2 separate regions of the Homo sapiens genome follow, and region 1 is linked to region 2. A link is a loop called in an ENCODE intact Hi-C map of the cell type or tissue named here. Cell type or tissue: Calu3. All regions are shown on one strand. Each heading gives the region's core, and the rest is flanking DNA. Links, peaks and the distances in the headings are about the cores only.

Region 1 (2,926 bases), core at 152-2,651, 180 kb after region 2:
AGCATCCCCAAAAGAGGCTCAGTTCCTTGGCAAAACGCACAGAGTCTCTTTTGCTCCAAACTTGCCATATCGTTTTCTAAATGGTTTATAAAGAAAATGTCTTTGTTTACTTTTGGAGTTTTGCAGAACAGCAGCATTTTTTTTTTTTCTCACTGATAAAAATCCTCTCTCCTGGATCTAGCTACTGGCCTGTTAAAAGGTACCAGCTGACCTTTTCTTGTGGCTTGTCAGAATGAATAAAGGACACAGGCGAGATCAGGTTGCCATTTCTGATTTGATCTCCTTGCCTGGGCCTGTGGGGCCAGAGGTCTGCCTGCTGGTGGAGATGAATGGAACGCGAAGAGCAAACTCATCAGACTCAGCAATGAATGGGCACTGAGTTTTCAGTGTCTAGTTCCCCAAGCCTGCAGGCAGCTTCAAAGAGTAACAAATGATGGAATTAGCTACAGTGCCACAATCCAGTGGGATGAACACAAAAATCACATTTTTCCATTTTTCCTACCATCACAATAGAACTACACATGTGCACACCCACACACTCAATTTTTGTCAAAGTCATACACACAGGACATTTGAAGTCATATAATACTGAAAGGTGTATGCCAAATCAGTACCCCTCCTTGCCTTACTCCCTCACAATCTCCTTCTCCTCCCCAGAAGCAGCCTCTTTCAAAGGAATCAGTCACTTCTTTTTTTCTCTATTTTTTAACAAATGTGCTTACATTGCTGTTTCATGTTTTACTAATTTTAGATAGACTCTACTTATTTTCATTTACACTAGTTACCCACCAATATGTACTCTGCAGTTTCTAGCAACCTCCTGTTAACTAGCAGAAATTTGGATTGGAATAATGACTCACACTCACAGTTTAATACTGAGCCACATGTTGTCCTGTGAACATGTTTTATTTCTTGTACAACTGCTTTGTTTTCCCTAGAATTAATAACTGCCATGTCTTTTTAAATGTGTGTATTTTCTGTTCACCTGAGGCTGTTTTATTTTTCTAGCTTCTCCATATCTCTCTAGTATTTGAAAATACTTTCCTTCCCACATCTCTGAAAATGTCAGTTTCTTGGTGCTTTTCTGTGAAAAACTACATCCGTCTCCCTCCATCTCCTGAAGTCTGAACTGATAGCTCTAGTCTTTCTGCATATCCATAATCTTGGGTTTTCCCTTGGTGTTTATTCACCTGTTTCCAAGATTATTTGGCTTCTTCTTATCGGTTTAATCCCTTAGTTTTTTCAGGCATCTCCTAAAACCTTGCTACTCAAAGCGTAGGTCACTGGCAGGCAGCACTGGCATCACCAGGGAGTCTGCAGGAGACGTGGAGTGTCGAGCGCCACCTGCAGGTGACTTGTTACACATAAAGATTTGAGAATCAGTTCTCTAAACATCAAGAGCTGTTTGGGCTGGATATAGACTTCTAGATTGGGAATTATTTTCCCGCAGGATTTTGAAGACATTATCATCATCCCAAATCAGATAGCTGATAAAAAAATATCTGTCACTATTCTATCCAAGCTCTTTGGTGTGATGTTCCATATTTTTCTTCTCTCCTATTGCCCCATTGTTTGGAAGTTTCAAAATAATATTCTTATGTCCCCGTGTGTGTGTGTGTGCATGTGTGTGCACGTGTGTGCTTGTCTCTGTGCATGTGTGTATATGTGTGTGCACGTGTGTATATGTGTGCGCATGTGTGCACGTGTGTGCATGCCTGTGTGTGGGCATGATTTATTATGCTGAGCACTCAAGAGCTCTGGAGACTCACAAGCATCCTTCCATTCTGAGAATTTTCTCACATTATTTCTTTGGTAATTTTTGTCTGTTTTATTTTTCTTGGACTCCTAGTTGAATGTTGGACTCTATTTATCCTTAGTTTATTTTTATTATCTTTCTACTATTCTTCTTTTAATTTGTTTCACTTTCTGGGAGATTTTCTTAATTTTATATTTCCACCTTTTATTCTTACTTTAGTTATATTTACAACTTCTCTTTCTGGTTTGATTATTTCATTTAACAGCACTCTGCCTCTTGTGATGGATTCAATATTTTCGATTTGTTCTGAGGAAACACTAATCACGATGTTTTGAAGGGGATTTGTGTGCATGTGCTCTCTGTATTGTTTCATTTTTCTCTTAGTTCCTTTTCTCCCTTTTTCTTGTAGTCAAAGATTTTCTTCAAAGGTCTGAAGTCTGGCAATGCATGTTTGTTCACATTAAAGTCTGTTCATATTAAAGAGCAAGGCCACAAAAGGCAGACTGGAATTTCTGTGTAGATACATGTGGGCCTCTTGAGTTCTGGGGGCACTAAAATACAATGAATAATAATTGTCCTTTTTATTCGGAGACCTGTCACTGTCAGTACATGGAGGGAGATCTTTGCTCTGGGCTATTATGTCTCCAGGGAATCTCCTAATCCCTTATATGAGGGGTGTGGTTGAGATGGGAAGATACATGCCTGGCAGAATTCTGGAAGCCAGATCAGGGAAGGGCCCTGAGGTTCTCTCTGTAGGTATTTCTCAATCCGTCTCCCTACTTTGGGCCTCATACCTCACTCATGCTGTCTTCTGTGTTGATGCACATGATAAGTCCTTTCCATTTCCATTTCTGTATCTCCAGAGAATAATCATTCCTGCATCAGGGTGGGGTGGGGTGAAGGGAGCATCATCTGGACACGCAGCACATGGGAAGGTCTCTGAGGGGCTTTCCAGTACAAGGACCTTAAACTAGGGAGCCTGTTGTCAGTTCAGCCTATCATCTCCCACTGCCAAGACACCTGGTGTTTCCACTGGACAAGCAGAGTTAGGGTGGGGTGGGCAAATGGGCTGTTCTTTGACAGTATTCATGTGCGGGTGCTCAGCTGGAGCTCCCTCTGTCCTCTCAGTCCTTGACAGTCAGTTAATTTGTTCTGTCTTCCAAAAAACTA
Region 2 (2,926 bases), core at 159-2,658:
ATATCTGTCATCTATTTATCAATCATCTACCTATAATATCTATCATCTCTCTATATTTGTCACCTATCAATCTTCTATCTATCACTATCTATCATTTATCTTTCTCTATATCTATCCCCTATCTATCATCTGTCTATATCTGTCATCTATCTATCTATCATCCATCTATATCTGTCATCTATTTATCAATCATATGCCTATAATATCTATCATCTGTCTATATTTGTCACCTATCAATCATCTATCTATCACTATCATTTATCTTTCTCTACATCTATCACCTATCTATCATCTGTCTATATCTGTCATCTATCTATCTATCAATCATCTATGTATTGAGAGATTTATTTTAAGGAATTCTCTCATGCAATTGTAGGGGCTGGCAAGGCTGAATTCTGAAGGACAGGCCTGCAGGCTGGAGACCCTGGAAAGAGTTAATGTTGTACCTTGAATCTAAATGCAGTCTGGAGGCACAATTCCTTCTACTCAAAAGACCTTTTGAGGTCTTTTCTCTTAAGGCCTACAACTGGTTGGACAAGGCACATTCACATTATGAAGGATCACCTGCCTCACTCAAAAGCTACTAATTTAAATGTTAATAATATCTAAATAATACATTTACAGCAATATTTAGACTGGTGTTTAACCAAAAATGATACCATAGCCTAGCCAAGCTGACACATAAAATTAACCATTACACACTGTTAGATTTTTCTGCAACTACTTGTTTGTGTCTCCCAGCTCCTCTAGAATATGAACTGCTTGTGGGCAGTGATCCTCACATTTTAGTCTCATTGTGATCATAATAAACATCACTTCCTTTCACATATAAAACTGTGAGCACTGCATCTACTGTCAAAAAAATGTGTTTCAAGAGCAACATGCTCAGTGCATAAGGCAGGCAGCAGGGAGGAAACTAGAAATGACTCAGCTATAGTCTTTGACAGCAGTGAACTGATTTTGCAGTGGATGAATAAGCCCCTGGCTTCAAATATGAGAATAGGTTTCCTCGAATCAGGTCCAATGCCTCTCTTTGGCCAGTCGACTGCCCCGAAGCAGGCTGGGTGCATCCTGTCATTCCAGGGCCCAGGAACCAAATTCTGAGGGAGGGTAGCAGCTCTCCAACCTACTATCAACACCTGATGGGGTGCTCAGAATGCACCCCATCAGGTGGCTGATGGAAGCACTACAAGATGGTCTAATTCTACCTAGAACTTATATTAACTTCCTTTTTGACTGTTTCCCTCCCAGTTCCCTTGATGTTCCTTGGAGCCATGAGGGGCAAAGAGGTGGCCCCTTGCTGCCCACTAGGTGGTAGTGGAATCCCACCTCTGTCACACTCAGCACTTTCTGCTCTCTCAGCCACCAAAGTCTGATGACAAAACTTCTAATCTGCTGCTGGGAATTTCAGGTTAACTGACTAAGTCACTTTAATTTTCTTGGGAAAATAGTTGCAGTCACACAAAAGATAAGAAGAGGCTCCTGAGCCCCCGACACCTGCAGTGTGAGGGCAGCCCAGCCTTTCACAGCCCCAGTACAGAGAGAAACTTCTTCTCCTGCTGCCCAGCAGACACACATGCCCCCACCCGCAACCCCACAGTCAGGTCAAAGCTTGCTCCTGGCACAATCCGTGTTTACTTCCACGTCTCCAAACCTGGAAGGATGGCATACTTTGTACCTGCTGATGTCAGCCAATGACCTCTCAGCCTCTCTGCCTTCCTCGCCTGCTGCTGCAGGGAAGGCAGGTTGCAAGGGCAGAGCTGATCATAAATTCTAGTGATCTTCTGTAAGATCATTTGCAGCATCAGACTCTTTAATAGACTCTGCTTATTCCTGCGGTGTAGGCTCAAAAAATTTAAGTAGTAAAAATAAATAAAAATCTCATGTCAGTTAAACATAGAGATATGGGCTTTAAAAAAAATCTTTCCCCTCCTCCTTATGTTTTTTCTTCTATGAATGTATTTATGTAACCTCTGCAGCTAAGATTTTTGAAGGGCAAACTTTCCCTAGACAGGGACAATTTTTAGTTTTAGTTAATGCAGTGTACAGGATAAGCAATGGTGCCCTGTGCAGAGTTAGCGCCCATAAATGTCAGTTGATGCTGCCACTACCCTCTGGAAGTTTCATAGAAGAGCTCCTTTCTCTTTGTGACTTCAACGTCCTTCACCTACAGGATCTCATTTTCCACTTACTGTGATAACAAAGGGCCATGGATTATTATCTTCAATTTACAGGTAGGAACAATGTGTCAGGGAAAGATGATCTGCCCAAGAATAGAGAGCAAGTCAGTGATCAGCTGACCATTTCTCTGTTCTTGCAGCAGCCCTCAATGTCTCTTTCAGTGAAGTGCTAACCTGTCACCCCCAAACACTGTACTCATAGAAAGTAGCATCAGGATCTCTTGAAACAGACTGGAGGCCTGGACCATGCACCACCTGCTCTCTGCATGGCCGCTGTTCTCTCCTCTTGTCTCTTTTCACTGCTTCCTAGTCACCAACAGGGCAGATAATCAATGCAGTCTTCTGGTAGATCAATAGCCAACAATATTTCATTACTGCCGGAATCAGGTTGTTCCAGCAGTCTATTGCCGATTTCCCCCAAGTTAGAACATTTACAGGATGGAGCATGGTTCGTATCCAAGCTCTCCACACAATTGACCTGAAACTCCAAGCCTATGTCAGCCTTTGGGCCTGGGAGTTATAAAGCTGGCCTGTAGAGTAATAGTGGCAAAGGACTCAACATTGTGCAATTGCAGTAAGTTCCACCAGCTGATACTCTATTCTCCTTCAAGGCTCCACTCATGTCACCTAGGAGAGACCTTCTGTTAATCTTCCACTTCAGTTGATATTAATTGATTACTCCTTGAAGCTTACATAACATTTAGTGAATATTTCTGTTTTGAAACACTCCGCTTTTGTGTGTGTGT

Evidence for each region. Hi-C counts contacts between places; a loop is a spot of excess contacts. Peaks named below come from ENCODE experiments on the same cell type or tissue, not always from the same donor. Only the 100,000 strongest peaks of a DNase experiment are listed, where the experiment ranks them.
Region 1: a loop joins it to region 2, with 23 times the contacts of the local background. A loop is called at or near these places in 16 of 110 quality-filtered maps.

The regions. Positions count from the first base shown.
Region 1 is chr11:127,842,399-127,845,324 of GRCh38, reverse strand. No RefSeq gene overlaps it. Among named protein-coding and RNA genes, the nearest start is that of LINC02725, 250 kb to the left of the region's middle. In Calu3, for the core only: no CTCF peak of the experiment used is centred there; a DNase peak (open chromatin) is centred at 1,324.
Region 2 is chr11:128,020,225-128,023,150 of GRCh38, reverse strand. No RefSeq gene overlaps it. Among named protein-coding and RNA genes, the nearest start is that of LINC02725, 74 kb to the left of the region's middle. In Calu3, for the core only: no CTCF peak of the experiment used is centred there; no DNase peak of the experiment used is centred there.